Linked DNA regions of Homo sapiens: regions 1, 3 and 4 are each linked to region 2. A link is an interaction called in ENCODE POLR2A ChIA-PET data of the cell type or tissue named here. Cell type or tissue: MCF 10A. All regions are shown on one strand. Links, peaks and the distances in the headings refer to the core of each region. The heading gives the core; the rest is flanking DNA. Region 1 has its middle 11 kb from the start of CALML5. Region 2 has its middle 21 kb from the start of CALML3-AS1. Region 3 has its middle 3.3 kb from the start of LINC02678. Region 4 has its middle 33 kb from the start of CALML5.

The links. ChIA-PET counts read pairs that join two places held together with the same protein. Peaks named below come from ENCODE experiments on the same cell type or tissue, not always from the same donor. Only the 100,000 strongest peaks of a DNase experiment are listed, where the experiment ranks them.
Region 1: POLR2A ChIA-PET joins it to region 2 with 63 read pairs; 7 of 35 experiments call an interaction of 5 or more read pairs at or near these places.
Region 3: POLR2A ChIA-PET joins it to region 2 with 16 read pairs; 11 of 35 experiments call an interaction of 5 or more read pairs at or near these places.
Region 4: POLR2A ChIA-PET joins it to region 2 with 31 read pairs; 7 of 35 experiments call an interaction of 5 or more read pairs at or near these places.

The regions. Positions count from the first base shown.
Region 1 is chr10:5,486,497-5,491,382 of GRCh38, forward strand. No RefSeq gene overlaps it. Among named protein-coding and RNA genes, the nearest start is that of CALML5, 11 kb to the right of the region's middle. In MCF 10A, for the core only: no CTCF peak of the experiment used is centred there; DNase peaks (open chromatin) are centred at 1,935 and 2,435.
Region 2 is chr10:5,544,455-5,549,340 of GRCh38, forward strand. No RefSeq gene overlaps it. Among named protein-coding and RNA genes, the nearest start is that of CALML3-AS1, 21 kb to the left of the region's middle. RefSeq lists an enhancer at 1,918-2,417. In MCF 10A, for the core only: no CTCF peak of the experiment used is centred there; DNase peaks (open chromatin) are centred at 1,627, 2,627 and 4,627.
Region 3 is chr10:5,611,485-5,616,370 of GRCh38, forward strand. No RefSeq gene overlaps it. Among named protein-coding and RNA genes, the nearest start is that of LINC02678, 3.3 kb to the left of the region's middle. In MCF 10A, for the core only: no CTCF peak of the experiment used is centred there; DNase peaks (open chromatin) are centred at 637 and 2,737.
Region 4 is chr10:5,464,379-5,469,264 of GRCh38, forward strand. No RefSeq gene overlaps it. Among named protein-coding and RNA genes, the nearest start is that of CALML5, 33 kb to the right of the region's middle. RefSeq lists an enhancer at 2,684-3,320. In MCF 10A, for the core only: no CTCF peak of the experiment used is centred there; a DNase peak (open chromatin) is centred at 2,353.

The sequences.
Region 1 (4,886 bases), core at 427-4,426, 58 kb before region 2:
CCTCTTCTCCTCTTCACAATGTCTGACAGTCCACACATCCAAGAGGGAAGGAGAGGGTTTCCAAGATACCTCAGACTCTGTGTGGATTCAGATTCTGCCTTGAAGCTGGTGGAGCTGGAGATTAGGAAGGGCCTGGGCCTGCAGGCGGAGGAGAGGCAGCTGTCCCTGCTGACTCCCCTCTCCCTGACCCTCCCCTCCTGGTCAGCACCTTCCTGGCTTGAGAGGAGTCCAGGACTTTCCTTTTCTCCAAATTCTGGAGACAGGCAGGCCCCAGGGTTAGAAGCAGCACCTTCTACCCTGTTCCGATCACAGCCTGAGTCTTGGACAAGGGCTCCTCCGGCTCTCAGTGGCTCCAGGATTCTGAGAACTCTGACATGCTTCCACCATCTGACAGGCAAGAGGCCAGATGGGCCTGGTTGGCCCACCCTCCCGATGGTACCAGCAGTAACTCTGACCCGGCAGGGTGTGGACACGGCTCAGCCTGGTGGGGCTGGAGTCTCTCCCGTCCCCTGCTCACTCCCCTCCCACCTCGTCCAGAACTGCTCAAGGCCCCGGGGTTACTAAGTCAGGCCCTGTCCCTCCAACGCCTTCCTCTCTGCTTCCCCTCCCCACGTCCCTTCCTTTCTCTGCTGACTGCCTCCACCTTCCCTCCTGTCCTAATCAGCTCAGGCTTAGGTGGCCGAATCTGCCTCCTACAGGGCCCATCTCCCTTGCCCTCCTTCATACCACACATCACTGCCAGCATAAGCTTCCTAAAGCACAATTTGGCCGCACGTCCCCACAGGTTAAAAACCTTCCGTGAGTCTCCATCTGATCTTCTGGGGAAGAAATAGCACTAATCTTGGTGACATTATGCAAAACACTTCTGCGGCCCCACAGACGCTGTTCTTAGCACTTTCTCCACATCCCCCACCCCCCACCCTCCTCACAACCACGTTGAGGCGGGTCTCACTGTTACCCCCAGCTACAGTTGAGGAGACTGAGGCAGAGAGAGCCACTGACTTGCCCAAGGCCATATCACCAGGCTTCACTGGGACTTGAAAAGGATCCAGACTCCTTCAGCAAACCATCAGGCTGTCTGCGACGGCATTCGGACCTCTCCCTTACCTCCCAGGCAGCGCGGGCTCCCCAAAAGACACTGACGCTCCCACTTCCAAACCGTCACTCATGCAGTTTCCTCACCAAGAACGCCCCACCCCTGTTGAAATCTGCCCCCGCCTCAGTGCCACTTCCTGGAAGTCTGTCCCCTTCTCTGAGCACCTCCTCGAATGGGAATCCACTGACGAGGGACCTGACCCACTGTCTTTGCATGGCCATTTATGTTACATCTCCTGGGCCCAGAGGCCGGCGCAGCGTCTCCCTCCAAGTCCCTGCAGACTCACAGTAAGGAGAAGCACCCAAGGAAACACTTGTAGAATAGTGAGTGAGTGAATGAAAGTCACCAACACCTCCTCCATGAAGCCACGACCACAAGGCTCCCGGTGCAGGAAAATACTGTTCATCAAAAGCACTGAGATTTGTTTTTGTTTGTTTTGTTTTTGTTTTTGTTTGAGACGGAGTCTTGCTCTGCCGCCCAGGCTGGAGTACAGTGGTGCGATCTCGGCTCACTGCAAGCTCCGCCTCCCAGGTTTAAGCAATTCAACTGCCTCAGCCTCCTGAGTCGTTTGGATTATAGGTGCCTGCCACCACGCCTTAATTTTTGTATTTTTAGTGAAGATGGGGTTTCACCATGTTGGCCAGGTTAGTCTCGAACTCCTGGCCTCAAGTGATCCACCTACCTCGGGTTTCCAAAGTGCTGGGATTCCAGTTGTGAGTCACCGTGCCCGGTCCAAAACACTGAGATTTGACTTCTTCCTAGGCCAAAGGTCATCTGGGCAGCAAGGCAGGAGCTCCCGGATCAGGAAAGTGCAGGCACACCATGTCTCTGAGTGGTGGGGTGGGGACAGAGGCTGGCAGGCCACCAACAGGGCAGCATCTGCTCCCAACCAAGGTGACTCAGACCTCGCCTTGTCCAACCTGCAGGCCTCCCAACAGTGGGGCTCTATAAGGCTGGCGTTCGCCTCCAGGGTTCTCCCCGACACTGGATGCCAACCTGCCCAGGGGCAGAAGGGAGGTTGGGCGTGGGGAGTGCCGGGTACAGTCAGAGTTGCCAGGACAGTTTGGAGCAGTGCCTCTTAATCTTGGCCGCACAGCACCTGGGAGCTTTAAATAGACCCCCACGCCTGGGCGCCCCCACCGCTGACCCACCAGGGCTCAGTGCAGGGGGATGGCTCACACGGCACATTCTCCAGAAGCTCCTGGGGTAGCTTCCAGGTGCAGCCGGGGTTGGGAATCGCTGGCTTATGCAACCCAGCAGAGAGGCGGGAAAGGCAGAGCTGAGATCGGGTGGGGCCACCTGTGGTGGGGAAAGAGATGAGCTCACACCTGGAGATGGTAAACAGTGCAAAAGCAAGAAGAAGCTTACAGAAGGAGTCGTTGGGCCTTTGCCCCAGCTGCAGCCACGTGAGAGGGAAGCCAGGGGAGGAGCAAGGTGCAGGCATCTGTGGGCTGGGCAGGGCCTGACTGCACTGGGCCCAGGCTGGGAAGGCCTCACCTGCTTCTCCAGCGGGAACGGAGGGCGACCTGCGCAGCCTAGGCACTGCGGCCGTGGTTCACATGCAAAAACTAAAAGCTGGACTCATTTCCAGAGAAACTGAGATAGAATACTCTACCTAAATTGTTTCTGGAACACATGATCACCATACCTGTTGGGAATCTGTTCTTGATGAGTTTTGTTGTTGTTGTTTTTATAAAAGGGGGACCCACTGTGGAGAGAGAAACAATGGCTTGAACTCTTAAAAGCTGGTCTTAGAGGTCTGGAGTCCACATCTTTGACTACCTGGCAGGGTGACATGCCTTTGATTCTCCCTATGTTTGGACCAAGAGGGGATGAGTTGGGATTTTGTGATCATACGAGGACTATTTTCATGGTTCTTGGACAACAAAAAGAGAGAACAAGACAGGAGTCCTCTCTCTGCAGTTGCATTTCTGACTCTTCCTCTTGTTGCAGAGTACAACTCTGTGAAGATTTCCTTTAATCCCATCAGCACTACGGAAGCCATCTCCCCCATGCTGGAGATGAGGCCTCCCGGGCAAAGGAGCCTGCCAGGTCGTGCCATCACAGTGCATGTGGAGGGTTTCATGCAGAATCCAACACACTTGAGGAGCCTGTCATCTAGTTTAAGCATTGATGGGCTTTATTTCACTATTCAGGGTTCTGAGGATGGAGAATAGGCCTTGTCCACTAGGAATGACGTAAGAGGTGCACTCTGGAAGGAACTGTACAAATAGGGAGAGATCACCTTCAGCCATTTGCTTGGAAAAGAGGTGCAGAGGAACCCCCTCTGCGCCAGGCCCGGCTGTGGAAAGCTTCCAAAAGCAGGAGGCATTTGATGTGGAACTTAACAGAAGGATTGGGTCACCAGGCCTACCAGGATGGATATAAACTAGGATTTAAAAGATCCAGGGGGCAATCCAATGAAGAAAATGTATTATTTCGTATATGAAATTTGAAACATGTATTTGGATCAGAAGTAGAGTAATTCAATCTACCGACAAATCAATCTACTGAAGAACCTCTTGGAAGATTTGGGGGAAGTTTTGCTTTACTTGAAATTAGTTTTGGTTTCCCCAATGCTGTCCCACCCAAGTCAACTCCAGTAGCTTCATGAGTGCAGTTCTCCCCTGCTGAATGTCAGTTTCATGTGTGATTCATATTTCAGACTCCAAGCACTTACCAAATACTTAAACCACTTGCAAAATATCCATTTGATTGAGCCAGTGAATAAATCAGTGAATTGAAAGAAGTACTAAAGCAATAGATTTAAGTTGAAATTCTATTAGGGGAAAGAAAGCTGCCAATCTCTAAAATCCTGGACGTTGAAGACGTGTCCAATGGCTGAATCTTGAAATGAACCAGAAGCTCTCTTTCTCCAAAACCATTGAACCAAAATGCTAAAAATGAAACAACAAAACAAAAACAGACAACTTTAAACACTGTCAGGTTATGGTACAATGGTTAGGTGAACTGACTGCCGCTAAAATAATTTACTAAAAGTAGAACTGAACAAAACTAAAAATTTAAACTCAGTAAATAAAACGTCAAAGAAATAGTCAACAACTTAGAATAGCTCATCCAATATGAATTTCTGTGATCTTTATTAAGTATCCTTTAAAAAAAACTTTTTAGTAAGTTGGGAAATACCAGCACGTTTACCATTTGCAGAACTAAGCTTCTGGCAAGTCAATTTTCAGAGAAGCAGCTTTCAAAGAACTGGGTTTTCCTAAGTGACCTGAAGCTGCGCCAGCTGCTCGGATGCTTCCTGGGCTCTGTCTACTCTCTTTGGTGTTCTGAGCTGAGACCGGGCACCCTTGTGGACCCAGACGTGGAGCATAGCCTGGTCTCTGCCCTTGAGGGTCTTCAAGGCCATTCAGAGTCGGCAGAGAGGCCATGTCTGTGCATCTCTCGTAACTCACAGTCACCAGCTTCCGGAAGACATTCCACTATGTGGGTCCCAACCAACCCCACCACCAGACCCCCACCTCAAAACCAGTCCCTGGGCAGAGTATGCCCAGGAAGCACCCCTTGAAGGCAGTCCCCTGACCCCCTTCTGAGCCCTTGAATTCCACTCCAGGTCCTTCTTAGCACCTCGCTCTAAGACCTGAAGTGAGCCACTTCCTCTCCAGTCCCTCAAGTTCCCTTCTTCGTCTCTTGGGACAGTAGATTCAGAGAATCTGCTGCTTTCTTATTGCTTTGTGGCCCCATCAAAGCCCTTCTTAAGAATGGGCTCAACAACAATGAACAACTGGCTTAGAACACCCTGTCTCTGTTATTCTGTCTGCCCCAG
Region 2 (4,886 bases), core at 646-4,645:
TGCTACTTGCTGGCCATGTAACCTTGAGCAAGTTATTTCCTCCTCTGCAAAAGGAAGACAATACCCTCCTGCCTACTTCACTCAGACGTTCTGAAGATCGATGTAGCAATGTGGTGTAGACATGCTTTTGTAACGTGGACACACCCAGACAGGAATAAGTCTTGTCCAGGGAATATTTTTTGACAAACACTGCTTAACTGGTTTGTCCTCTGAGTGTCACAACTTTTGGCAGAACTTGGTAGTTGGAGGTCAGTGGTTGGCTGGTTCAGGTATATCTACTTTCACAGAACTTGAGAACAAACAAATTTTTTTCTCATATGAATTTGACTGCACTGCATGATTTTGATGTGTTATTTATTAAGCTGAACAACACACACACACCCACGTACATGTGCACACACACTACCACCAGTGGCCAAGTCAAGGAGGGACAAAGAAGGTGAAGGTGCCCTTGAATCTATTCTTCAACAGTGAAGTTTTTGTTCTTACTGATAAAAGTTCTTCCTTCCATTGAAATGAAACTCTCCCCCCACAGAAATTCTCATCAGTAGTCTTTGCTTGGCCCTCAGTCCTGTGGCCATGCCCCATTGCAAAGTTTTTCTCTAAGACTCTTCCCACAAGCCCAGTGCCTTCCTCTGCAACCAGGAGGACAGTGAGGTCCCCCTGGCCAGCTGATGGCTCCACACCGAGCCCAAGGTGACCTGTGCCTGTTCCCTGGTCAGCATGCTGGCATCTGTACTACTGGGCATTTTTCCATTGGTTCATGGGAGGTCCTGCCTAACTGTGGGATGATGAGAAGACAGAAGAGGCCACTATGACCAGAGGTGGGCCAGTGACCTGGAATCAGGGCTGGCTGTGGCCTCACTGGGTGCTGATGAGCATCTGGCCTGGGGCCTGGGAATGAGATCCCACCAGATGGTCCCCAAGGAGCTGTGTGTGTCCAGTGGAGAAGGCCTGTATCTTACTCAACTTTCTTTGCTAGACCCAGAAGGTTTATTTGAGAGGGGAAGATATTTAATTAAGTAAGATTAGCTGCTAGGTAGTAACTGCCTCCTATGTTCCAGCACTGTACATAGGTCATCTTTAATCCTCACAGCAATCTCCCAAGTAGGCATCACCACCCATTTCTCAGATAAAGAAACTGAGACTCTGCGAGGTTAAGTCACTTGCCTGAGCCCATAAAGCTAGGGCCAGCAGAGCAGCCTTTGCAGCCAGGTCTCACAGACTCCAAAGCCCACACTTTCCTCATTTCATGATCACACTGTCTGTGAGCTGGAGCCCCACACCCAGGGCTGCCCTAGCCCGCTGTGCAAAGGGTCAGCCCAGCAAGAATGGAGGTTCCCGGAGCCAGCAAGGACCCTGCCCAGGGCTGGGTTCAAAGCACCAGCTTTAACAGCTGTCGGAGGGAAAGCAGTGAGCAAATGTGCTCAGTGTCTCAGTCCCAAAAAGGTGGATATGGCCGCGCCCACCTGAGCCGGAGTCCCTCTCCCAGTCCCTGGGTGGCTTGGGCCTTCTTGTGTTTGTTCTGGCTTCTCGCCTTCTCCCCTCTTCCCCTGCAAAGCCCTTTGTGTAATGGGTTTTCCCTTCCAACTCAATCTCAAGAATTGTTTAGCCAAGGAGGGCCCTTGAGTCTCTCCCTGGGTGTTTGTTTTTGTTGAGAGGAAGCGCTAGTTATGAGTCAGTCCACCAGCAGCATATCCGAGAGCAGGCCCAACGCGGTGGGGCGCGTGCTCTGCTGATCCGCAGCCATCCGGGTTCAGCCCAGCCTGGCCAGCAGCTGCGGGTCACCAGCCAGAGCCATCACAGGGCGGGTTGTTAGGAGCAGTGTGTGGCAGGCATGACCCTCCTGGTGGGGGACAGAGGGGACGGTCCCCAGGGAAGGGAGCCACAAGGCAGACCACAAGCTGGACAGAAGTCAGGAACGCAGGCTGAGGAAAACCATTGCAGTTCTGTTCTAGGAGCCCAGAATGCCAGAGCCAAGGACACCCTCCTGAAAGACAGTGCAGCCAACAGAGGCATGGCCCCACCTGGGCAGGAGGGTGCCGGCCGGCTGAAGGTACCAGTGGGCTGATCTACCTGAGGGACTTGGCAAGGCTAGAGGAGTCAAGGCCAACCTGCAGCTCTGGGCGTCCTAGAGCACATGCCAAAGGCTGTCCAACCATTCGGAAGACCAAGCAGCACAGCGTTGTCACCACACACAAAGTCACAGAAGCCTCCCTCTCCAGGTGTGTGATGACCATGAGGACTGGCCCTGGTTCTTCCTGCGGGCCTCACCTGTGTAAAGAATGTCTGTCTTCTATCTACCACCCTCCCAAGGATGCAGTTGAAGGAAAAAGAAGCATAAGACAGATTTTCTGCCCTCCAGAGATGTGGACTAAAAATCGGAATGAAAACATGGATGCACAAAACAGACAACAAGGCAACGCTTTCCATTGTTAACGGTGTGAGTTACAGAGCAGCAGTGTGGGTCAGCGCCTGCTCAGCCAGAGCTGAGTCTTCTCCTGCACTTCAGCACCAGCCCTGCCCACACAAAGTCCTGGGCATCGCACTGCACCAGGAGCTCTGACATGAACAATGCCCAGTGATATTTCACAATCACCCCGCCCTTTTATGTTTTGTCTGTCCTTCTGGGCAGGTGCGGGCTGGGCACTGCCCTGCCTGCTTTTAACAGATAAAGAAATGAGCCCAAAGGAAGAAAAGCTCATAAATGTTCACAACGTCACCTGCTGAGTCAAGGCACAAACATCTGACATTCTCCCCTCTCTGGCTGCCAAAGGAGAGAACTGGGCCTGGCTGGTTAGTTCCACCCCATGAGAGCCCCCCAGAAATGCCCACCTAAGAGACTGGTTCCCCTGCCCATGAGCCTGCCCCCACCTAGCCCAGCCACCTAAGAACACACAGGCTTTCTCCAGCAGCCAGTGTGTCTGGGAGGAGGAGACCTTTTCTTTTTGGCCCACTTGCTGGTTTCTCTCAGCACAGCTGGGCTCAGTGACACTGGATTTTGGGCATTACAAGCACGAGTCTTAGAAGCAAAGGCATAATTGCCCCCCACAGGCATTGTTCCATCTGCTGGAAGAATGAATCAATAATATTGTATTAACCCCAGAAGCAGGGCTGCCATGTTCAGTCTGACAGGTTGCACACTGCACAACTGCAGGGGGGCACCAGCCACATAGTGACCTGCCTGGAAGAATTTATAATTTAATGAGGACAAACAAATCTTAGCATAGATCTCACTGTACTAGAGACAAAAGGGTTAGAATCAAGCAGACTTTTCCACAGCTAGCACTAGGGATGACAGTAAATGACAACAGGCTGGGTACGAGGGGCTTGGTCCCAAGCCCAGCTCAGACAGCAACTAACTGACCTTTGGCAAGAGCCTCGGTCACATCACTTCCAACAAGAAAAAGCACAGGAAAGCCCTGCGGGAGCGTCTAACTTAAGTACTAGGTAGCATCATTTTAAAAGTGAAACTCTGGCTGGACTAACAGCCCTTAGCCGTTCCTTCTGGCTGGGCCGTGGTGCAATTTTTTGATATAACAGGTGGGATCACCAGGGGCAGAGGACTCAGAGATGGGGGAGAGCAGGAAGAGTGAGCTGGGTGAGCCCTGCCCAAACACTCCAAGAACACGGAAGCAAACACACGCCCTTCGACCACTTCGCTTATTTTTTTCACCCCCTCTCAGGCCGGAACAAAGAGCCTTTTTGTGAGTTTAATGGTGTCTGACTTACTCAGCAAACTTTTCTGTCTCCTTTGCTGTGAGGAAAAAAACAAAGCTCTCTGTCCGGTTTGTTAGGTTCCTTTGAAGAGCTTGCTGCTTGGGTTTAGGCAAACAGGAACCCAGCTGGCACCGCCCTGGTCAGGGCGCTTTCTGGGAGACTTTCCCCAGGCCTCGTCTGGATCCGGGCTGAAGAGGGGGTGGAGAGAGGTGGGCACAGAACAAAGGGTGAGGGCACCTAGCAACCTTCCAGGACAGGTGTTACAGCTGATGCTCCTGAGCAAGCTCTACCTAAAGGAGTTCATTGAATCCTCACCACCCCTCTGAGGGAAAGGACCATGTCCCCACTGCCTGGATCAGGAAACGCAGACTGGCCGAGGTCAAGGACTTTGCCAGCGGTCACACAGACAGGGAGTCCACCCCCAACACCTTTACTCTTTCCACTCACTGAGTCCACCCCCACCCCAGAGATCCCCCAGCCTTCGCTCATCCTTTCCTCATCCTCCCAGAACCCAGGATCTGCAGAGCAGGAAGTTCAATAGCCAGGCCTGATGTCGTTAGTCAGTCCTGGGGACAGGCATCCTTTCCTGTCCCCTGTGAGTTCAAATTCCAACTCAAGCAACATACAAACGCCAAACTCAGCTCACACCTCCGGCTCTGAGCTGCAGGGTCCACTTGTGGGGAAGGGGAGACAGCCCAGCTCCCTCCCTCCCTCTCCCTTATCCACACACATACACACACTTGCACACACACAAAGACACACATGCACATGCATGCACACACACACTCGTGCACACACACACGCCTCCTGGCATGCCACAGGGAGATAACGCACACAGCCACCTCCCAGTGACCACAGAGCTCTATCTCAGGGTGACGTCACCTCATACACAGCTCCCAGTTCACTCTAAGTGATTCATCGAGGGCGTAAACTCTGAGGGCGATGGAGGCATCAGGGTACAGAGATGAAGTCAGTTTAGTGCCATTTCCTATCCATGGGCTCCCCAGAAGTAAGAGAGAAAGGAAGGAAGGCCTTTTAAAAGTCCACATTGGAGCCAGTGACTTGTGGCTTTCCCTTGCAGAAAAGAAACTTTGGCAACAGCTAGTAGTCATCTTCTCCTGAGCCCGCCAATCTCACAGCCCCCTCCACACACACACACACACACA
Region 3 (4,886 bases), core at 247-4,246, 67 kb after region 2:
AGACTTACTTTTTTTTTTTTCTTTTTTTGAGAGGGAGCCTCTCTCTGTCATGAGGCTGGAGTGCAGTGGCGCGATCTTGGCTCACTGCAACCTCTGCCTCCCAGGTTCAAGCAATTCTTCTGCCTCAGCCTCCCGAGTAGCTGGGATGACAGGTGTGCACCACCACGTCCAGCTAATTTTTGTATTTTTAGTAGAGATGGGGTTTCACTATGTTGGCCAGGATGGTCTCAATCTCTTGACCTCGTGATCCGCCCACCTCAGCCTCCCAAAGTACTGGGATTACAGGTGTGAGCCACCACACTTGGCCTCTAGTGCAGGGGCTACCAGGTGACCAGAGTTTTTATTCTTGGTCACTTTAGCACAAAAATAGAGAAAAGTGGCCTCAGTGAACCTTATCTGTACCTCATTTCATCCTTGCAGACATCCCCAGGCTCTGCAGGACCAGCGAGTGAGAGGAACCACGCACATACCTGGCAACAGCAGTCTGGGGTTGGTGTGCCCGTCTGTAATGGCTGCATGTGGTACATTTGATTCTATGAGCGCGTGTCTAATGTGAGTTTCAGGAAGGCGACAGCTGTGCCATGAAGAATGGATGACTCACCTCTCTGCACCAGCCTCGCCAGCATGCAGGCCTGTGTGGTGCCGTCCAGAGCCCAGGGCTCAGCATGAATGAGGAACGCACGTACCTGAAGTCGGGTTCCCATTCCAGCCCTTCCCCATCCAGCTTCTACTGACTTCCAACCACTGCGAAGAGAAACGTGTTGTCTCTGGCTAATTCCCTCTCTCGACCTTCTTAAGCAAACCTCCAGGAAAGGCTGCAGAAGGGGACCTGTGAGGTTTGCAGATGGCATCAGAAGGCTGAGAGACAAGTGTCCTCCAGCCTCACCAGCAAGATTTCCTGTGCCCTTCCCATCTCCACTTCCCCACCCTGCAGGCTCCCTGCAGGCAACCTTTCTGTCCCCTTCCCTCCTCCCCCACTATGTTTTCCTGCCCCTTATTCATCATTCACTGGACATTCTGAGCACCCATCTTGGCTAGATTTCAAGGCACTGAGGATTCAAAAGGAGAGTCAGGCATTGCCCCTGCCCTCAAGGTGAAAGCTGGAGCTCAGCTGGGAGAAAAGAACCTGCCTTCAAGTGACATCAAAAGTTGCAGGGGTGGCCAGGCATGGCGGTTCATGCCTGTAAATCCCAGCACCTTGGGAGGCAAGGCGGGAGGATCAGTTGAGCCCAAGAATTCAGGAGCAGCCTGGACAACATGGCAAAACCTTGTCTTTAGAAAAAAATACAAAACAAAAACAAACCAAAAAAATAAAGCCAGGCACGGTGGCACACGCCTGTAGTCTCAGCTACTTGGGAGGCTCAGGTGGGAGGATCACCTGAGCCCAGGAGATCAAGGCTGCAGTGAGCCGAGATCACACCACTGCACTCCAGCCTAGGCTACAGAGTGAGACCCTATCTCAAAAAAAAAAAAAAGAAAGAAAGAAAAGAAAGCTGCAGGGGAGGGTTCAGGGAAGCTGTGTAGAAGCTGAGTCCCTGTCCACTTCTTTTGCCTGTGAGCAGTCTGAAGACTTGGCCGATTGAGGGAAATCTTTACTGCTTTGGGTCTTACTTGGAAACCCGAAGGCTTAGCTGGGTATGAGGCTGCAGCAGTCCTGGTTCTGCTATCTTAAAAGTATGTCTGTGGGCCAGGCATGGTGGCTCACACCTGTAATCCCAGCACTTTGGGAGGCCGACGTGGGCAGATCACCTGAGGTCAGAAGTTTGAGACCCGCCTGGACAACATGGTAAAACGCCGTCTCTACTAAAAATACAAAAATTAGCCCAGCATGGTGGTGTGTGCCTGTAGTCCCAGCTACTTGGGAGGCTGAGGCAGGAGAATTGCCTGAACCCGGGAGGCAGAGGTTTCAGTGAGCCGAGATTGTGCCACTGCACTCCAGCCTGGACAGAGCAAGACTCTGTCTCCAAAAAAAAAAAAAAAAAAAAAAAAATGGCTCTGTTTCATGACCTGGGCCTACCCCACCCTCCACCGGGAAAAGTTCTTCAGCACTAGGCCCCATGGGAGACGGACTCCGAAGTCCCCTCCAGTTCTCTGCTATACTCACCTTCTCCTCCCTGCAAGCAAACAGAAGGAAAGATGCACGTTTCCAAGGGCGGGCAGAGGTCTCCAGTCCCCTCCCCGACCACACGGTTTCCTCCTCCGCAGCCCTACTCCAGTGAACCCCGGGCTCTGTGTGACATCAAAGGCTGGGGTGAGAGAAGTGCTACCCCCTGCTCCCCAGCCTAAGCGCCTGGATGGGGGACTAGGGGCCAGAGGGGGACGCAGGTCCCAGCTCCCATCTGTGCCAGGGCACAAGGCACTCCTTCCCCTAGGCAGGAAGCATTTGCTCCCCTAAGCAGGTCTTTCTTCCAGAAGCCTTGCTTATCACAGGCAAATTCACCCACCCTGAAGCTGCAGGCCATAGTGGGGGCAGGGAGGAGATTTATATGGCCTTCTAGCTAAAGCTTGGGACCACTCTGTGGAAGGTTTTTCAGGAAATCAAGGTCTGCCAGGAACCAGGAACCTGGTTGCGTTTAGCTGTGCACACTGGCCTTGACGGTCATGGAACAGTCCAGAAATGCACCACCCTGATCCACCCTAGGGCCAGTATTTTGGTTAGGTGTGTTTTGCACCATCTCATCAGTAACCCTGTGGTTTCCAAATGCCTCCTCCCTGCCCCTGTTCCACTAGGGCCCTCTGCCTGGGGCCAAAATAAACACTGGGAATTGGAACAGAGGAGGACTTTTCCAAGGGAGCGGCCACTGCCTCTTTTTCTCCACAGAGCCACCACCTGCATTTTAGCTGCTCACGCCAGCTGAGCTAAGGGCCAGCTCCAGCTCCTGGCTGCTAAGATTCCTCCAGTTTCCTTAGATTGTCAGCCTGGGACATGCCAATGTGTTTCATCTATCTCAAACCACAGAGCGCCATAATGAACAGACACATGGAGAAACTGGTGTCTTTCCCCCACCATCCCAAATGTGGGTCTCTCCGCCCACCAGCCTGGGAAACAAGGGAAAATGATTAACAGACACTCTAATTAGGGCATGGTTGAGCCTGTGGGGATCAAGGATGGGCTTTGGTTTCCTTGGGGAAGAATGTTGCTTTCACTATGCTGGATAAAGTGCTGGAATTTCACAGATCTCAGATTTCATAACCAAAGCTGGGATTCATTCCATGCTTTCCTGAAGTAACCAAACTCAAGCTATAGAATCTTAACCAAGTTAACAGATACATCCCATCCTTACCAATATTTGGAAGGGACCCTAATTAGCAATTCATTGTCATTCTTCTTGGTTGTGGTGTTTTAGCCATTTCTTCTTTTCTTTTTTTTCTCTTTTTTTCTTTTTTTTTTTTTTGTGATGGAGTCTTGCTCTGTCGCCCAGGCTGGAGTGCAGTGATGCAATCTCGGCTCACTGCAACCTCTGCCTCCCGCTTCAAGCAATTCTCCTGCCTCAGCCTCCTGGGTAGCTGGGAATACTGGCACACGCCACCACGCCCTGCTAATTTTTGTATTTTTAGTAGAGACAGGGTTTCACCATGTTGGTCAGGCGGGTCTCGAACTCCTGACCTCAGGCAATCCGTCTGCCTCGGCCTCCCAAAGTGCTGGGATTACAGGCATGAGCCACCGTGCCTGGCCCTTCCTTCCTTCCTTCTTTCCTTCCTTCTTTCCTTCCTTTCATTGTTAGCCCAAATGTCCATTTTGTTTCCCAAAGTATTCAGATAGAGTAAGTTACTAAACCATTTGGTCACTTTTTCTGTTTGTCATTCAATGACCACAGTCAGCAGGTTAAAGCCAGGCTCTAACTTAAACACAGAGGCTACTTCAATAGGCCTGTTTTTCTCAGAAACATGAACATCTTCACTGAAAAGCCGTAGTTAGGTTCCTGTACACGTCACGTTGTATTGACACAGGAGGATGTGTAAACCTAGCCCAAAGCTTTAGGAAGAAGCAGCTCTCAGGGAGGATGCTGGAAAGCGCCCAGGGAAAGCACACCATGACCGCAGCAGGCACCCACAGACCCAGCATCAGAGCGCAGCTCTGTGAATGGTAATTTATTCCACGGTGACTGCAGGCCAGGCCTGTGCTGAGCAAGTTTATATTTTATTTCATTCTCCCAACAGCCTCTGAAATATTTTTATCTCCATATCCAAACCCATGCATTCACAGGCCCAGCCCCATCCAGCCTGGCCTCTCTGGTGTCCAGGCTTGGACTCTTAACCCCTGGGGTCCTGGGTTTGTCATCTGACTCCCGGACTCAGGGACTGCTGATGAGCTTCTTTTCTTCCAGGGTTTCAGCCTCCTTGTTTTGCAGTGGGTATCATGGTCAGCCATTCACCCAGGGAACGTCCATGGCCCGTGCCTGGCACCGCACTTAGGTAGCCAATGGGCCATGCTCTGAGCAGACTCCGGGTTGTTACAGAGATTAAGTGAGCTGATGTCCAGGGGTCACTCAGCACAGTGCCTGCCCATAGCTGGCACCCTGGATGGCAGCTAGCACGGCAGCTCCACAAAGCCTTCCGGGACCCCTAGACTCTCTTCTTCTGCACCAACTCCAGGACTTCATTTAGCCCCTATCATAAGCACAACTCTGCCCCTGCTTGCTAAGGCCCAGCTCTGACGCACCTTGTGTCAATGGTCAGTGTCTGGCAAAGGGCTTGTGGCAGAGAAGAGGCTCCAACATGTGGGTGGTCGGCTCCCCGAGTGCCGCCGATGCCCTGAGTGCCGTCCACCCCCCGGAGTGCCGCCCGCCTCGCTGAGTGCCGCCCATCCCCCTGAGTGCCACCCACCCCGCCGAGTGCCGCCCACCCAGCCGAGTGCCGTCCACCCCCCCGAGTGCCGCCCACCC
Region 4 (4,886 bases), core at 577-4,576, 80 kb before region 2:
CTGGCCAACATGATGAAACCCCTTCTTTGCTAAAAATACAAAAATTAGCCAGGCATGGTGGCACAGGCCTCTAATCCCAGCTACTTGGAAGGCTGAGGCACGGGTTGCAGTGAGCTGAGACTGCACTACTGCTCTCTAACCTAGGTGACAAAGTGAAACTCTGTCTCAAAACAAACCAAAAAAAAAAAAAGAAGAAGATATACGGATGGCAAATAGGCAAATGAAAAGATGTTCTACATCATATGTCATTAGGGAATTGCAAATTAAAACGACAATGAGATCGCGCTTCACACCAATTAGAATGTCAAGTTCCAAAACACTGACAACATCAGCTGCTGGCAAGGATGTGGAACAACAGGAACGCTCATTCACTGCTGGTAGGAATGCAAAATGGAAGCCAGTTTGGCAGCTTCTTTAAAAAACTAAACATGCTCTTACCCTGCAATCCAGCAATCTTGCTCCTTGGTATTTGCCCAATTGAGTTGAAAACTTATATCCACACAGAAACCTGCACACAGATGTTTATAGCAGCTTTATTCATACTTGCCAAAACTTGGAAGGAACCAAGATGTTCTTCAGCAGGTGCTACGTATGGTCTGAATGTGTCCATGAAAATTTGTATGTTGAAACTTAATGGTCAATGTGATAGTAGTAAGAAGTGGGGCCTTTAGGAGGTGATTAAGTGATGAGGCCAGAGCCCTCACAGGTGGGATTAGAGCCCTTATAAAAAGGCTGGGGAGAGTGAGAAGGTTCTTTCCTTTCCATTTCTTCTGCCATGTGAGGACAAAGTGTCCACCTCCCCCAGAGGACGCAGCAACAAGGCACCATCTTGGAAAACAAGAGAGCAGCCCTCCCCAGACAACAAATCTGCCAACAACTTCATTTTGGACTTTCCTGCCTCCAGAACTATGAGACATGAATTTTTTTTCTTTATAAATTACCTAGTCTCCAATGTTTCATTATAGCAGCACGAACAGACTAAGACAGTAGTGAATGGATGAACGAACTGTGGAACATGCAGACAATGGAATACGATTCAGCACTGAAAAGAAATGGGCTATCAAGCTGTGCGAAGACACAGAACACTGAATGCATATGACTAAGTGAAAGAAGCCCACCTGAAAAGCTTACTTCCTATAAGACTCCAACTACGGGACATTCTGATAAAGGCAAAACTATGGAGACAGTGCAAAGATCAGTAGTCGCCAGGGGTTGGGGGAAGAAAGGGATGAGTAGGCAGAGTGCAGAGGATTTTTAGGGCAGGGAAACAACTCAGTATGATCAGTATGATGCTATCATGGTGGAGCTATGTCGTTATACATTTGTCCAAACCCACACGATGTACAACACCAAGAACGAGCCTTCAGGTAAACTGTCGACTCTGGGTGACAATGAAGTGTCCATGTAGCTTCACCGATTGTAACAAACGCACCATCTGGTAGGGATGTTGATGGCGGAGGAGGCTTGAGAACTCTGTACTTAGCACTCAATTTAACTATGAACATAAAACTTCTTTAAAACATAAAGTCAATAAAAAAAATCCAGACCCAGAAAAATAGATGGCATTAGTACACTTCCTTCAAGTCATATCTATGGAGATCAAAACTGGAATGATACCATGCAAATTCTACAAACGCTGAATTTAAATGCTGAGCAAAGCGGCCCAGGCTGTTTTCATCTGGAGGTCTGGGCTGCAACCTCTCACTCTCAGACAATAACTACTTAGGAAAATTCGACATCCAGAGGCCTAGGAGCCTCAGGGCCCAACCCCAGGCCGCCCTAGCCTGTGCGGGTGAACCTTTCACTGGGGTGGGCGGGGAGCGGGGTTGCAAAAGAACCAGGTAAAAGGCAAGGACTGGCGTTTTCCTAAATCACAGCCTTCAGCAGCAGCACCCTGATCTGGGCGATGAGGGAACTTACAGCCTCGCCCTCCTCCCCCAGGCAAGTCTGTGGGTGTCCCTGGGCTCTGCTCCAGGTAACCTGGAGTCAACCAACCTGGGGACAGATTCCCCTTGTCTTTGTATCTCCTCTTCCCGGCCTCATGGCAGAGAGGAAGCAGGCCGCCTGCTGCAGTCAGAAACACAGCCCTCTCCTCTCTCAGTCCACTCTGAAGTCGCCCAGAGCTGCAGCCCCAGACTCCTCCCCAGCAGGGCTGAGCGATGAGATCAGGAGGGTCGGGCTGCAGCCTTTGGCTGGTGCATTTCTCTCTCCCCTGCAGGCCCCACTCTCCACAGTTCAAACCACAACTGTTCATTGAAGAACGTGACTTGAGAAGTTGGCGCCAGGCCTCCCTCCACGCCTGGAAACTGCTGCAGGGCTGGAGAAACGTCTGCTGTCTGACATCACTTACCTTTGCCAACTACAATCACAGGCCTCGCTGTCCCCACCCCTTAGGCAGACTCTTAGGCAGGTTCTCTTTGTCTTGGGCGATTTCCAGGTGTGAGCTCAGCCCTCTGCTCCCTACCCAAGGTGGGGGAAGGGAAGGAAAGAAGCCAGGAGGGACTGTCAAGGAGGGGAGGGGGAGGCCGGGAGGGCCAGGGCCTCCCAGGGCAACTCTGATAAAGGGGAACAAGACATCAATGGGGCTGACGTAGCCTGCAGGCCTCTCCTGTTTTCTATCACATTGCAAAACTTCACGCGTGCCTCTCTGTGCACCGGGCAGGAGGGTTAGGATTAGCAGAATGTCTCTGCCCACTAGGAATATATAATCCAAGACAGGCAGCTCTGAAACAGACAGACCACAGGGAGAGGCCTCGGCAGCTCACACACCACGCGTACAAATGAATAGATGGTGTGTTATTTTCCATCCATCAAATGCGCATAGATGTGCATTTTATGGGGTGGCAGATGGAACCGAAAGCTCAAAGCAGCCTTTAAACTTTCCAGCCCCAGCAGGCCCGTGAGTCCCTCGGGTTCTTTGCAGCCTCTGCTGATCCCTGTGGGTAGTACGCTCTTCCAAAACAAAGGAAAATGACACATGGGCCTATAAATACACATGCATGCACACCCTAGCTGAGAGCAAGTGGGGAGGGGGCCCGAAAGCCACGAAGCTATGTTCGCCTGCAGCGAAGGAGCCTGAGACAATCTTTTCCATGATGGAAACTATTTCTTTCATTCTGGCTGGCCCAACATTACACCCAGGTCCTCCAGGGCTGAGTCTCTCCAGAACTTTCTAATGAGCTTCTTGGTTGCAGTAACAAACAAGTTAACCATTGACTTAACAGGATTTTTACAAAGCAGGAGAAATTTTTTGTTGTTTTGGAAGGTTCTGGAATCCGGGCATACTGTGGAGAAATGACACCCTAACTCCGGCAGTGCCCAGCACCTTGAATCTTCTGACCAGCCAGGCCGGCTGTGCCTTTGCTCACTGTGGTCCCCCTGCCTGCAGGGCTGTGCCTCCCCCTCCCCAACACCCTCTGCCGGGATCCCCTGTACCCCTCCACATGCAGCTGAGCCTTCCCTTTCCCAGGCAGCCTTCCCTGAGTCCCTGGGGAAGCCCATTCTTTACTTGCTGGGCCCCACCCCATGCTCTGGTCTTAGGTTCCTGCCCCCAACATCAAACACTTCCCAGGTTGGGTGTTGCCCTCTCTACAAGTCTCCAAGTCTATTGGTCTGTGTGTCCCCCTAAACTACCACTTTGCGTGACACAGAATGTGTTCAAACTTGTTTGCTGAGTGAGCTGTAAAGACTGACTGATTTCAGCTCTGCATGAGCCAGAGTCCATGGCTCAGCGAACAAGCTGCTCAGGGACTCAGAGCCTCTCAGACCCAGCATTCCAGGAGCCAGCCTTCCAGGAGGCCTCAGAGGACCTCACCTCCCAGGATTCACACCCTTCCCACAAGGTGTCAGGGCCAGTAACTTAGAGCAAGGCCAACAGAGTAAGATAAAAGGGATAGAATGTGATTTCGGAGGCTACACCATAAGAGACAGTTCTGCCTCTGCTTACCCTGTCCAGGACCTCCTGCTCTGGAGGAAGCCAGTATTCATAAGGACACTTGAGCTCCCCTGCAGAGAGGTCCAAGACAGGAAAAACTGAGGCCTCCCGCAGACAGCCAGCACCCACTGCCTGCTGCAGGAGGGAGCCCCAGTCGAGCCTTCAGATGATGGAGCCCCAGTCGAGCCTTCAGATGATGCAGCCCCACCTGCTGCTCTCTGGCTGCAGCCTCATGGGAGATGTTGAGACAGCCATCCAGCTGAGCAGCCCCCAGAGAAATGTGGGGGAATGCCTGTTTATTGTGCTTTGAAGCCTCGATTTTCATGTAGTCTGTTGTGCAGCAATGGGTAAGGACTCCAAGTCCTGAAAGTTGGCTGGGTTGTCACCATGGTGTGCACCACTGGGAAAGCCAGGCCAGAAGGAACTCATCAGAGCTCTCTAATTTGGCCCAAACCAGAGAGAATAAAGAAGCAGCAAATCTCAAGAAAAGGCACCAAGACCTCATCCCCTGAGGCCCAAAACAGAGGAGCAGGCCAAGCAGGCCACATAAACACTCATCAGGCATTGCTTGCAGTCTGAGGCCTGAGGCCGGCTGCCCTCTGTCCCTGGATCCCATGTCCCAGGGAACACCAGCAAATAAGCTGACCTTGAATGTCCCCATCTTACTCAACCTTGCTTCATTTCATGGCAGGGGAAACAGACCCAGGAGGGAATCAATGCATCTCTAGCAACAGCTCCTGGGTGGCTCGGACGTGGGGACAAGCACAGTTCCTCCCTCCAGCTCAGTGTTGGTCACACTGCCACCCCGGCCACACAATGAACAGTGTGGGGCTCAGTCGCTTTTCCTCCTTTCTCCCTCCACTCCCTCCCTCCTCCTTCCTCTGTCTCTTCTTCCTTCCCCCTCATCTCTCTCACACCAGAATGCTTCTGATCATCCTAATCCCCATGCATA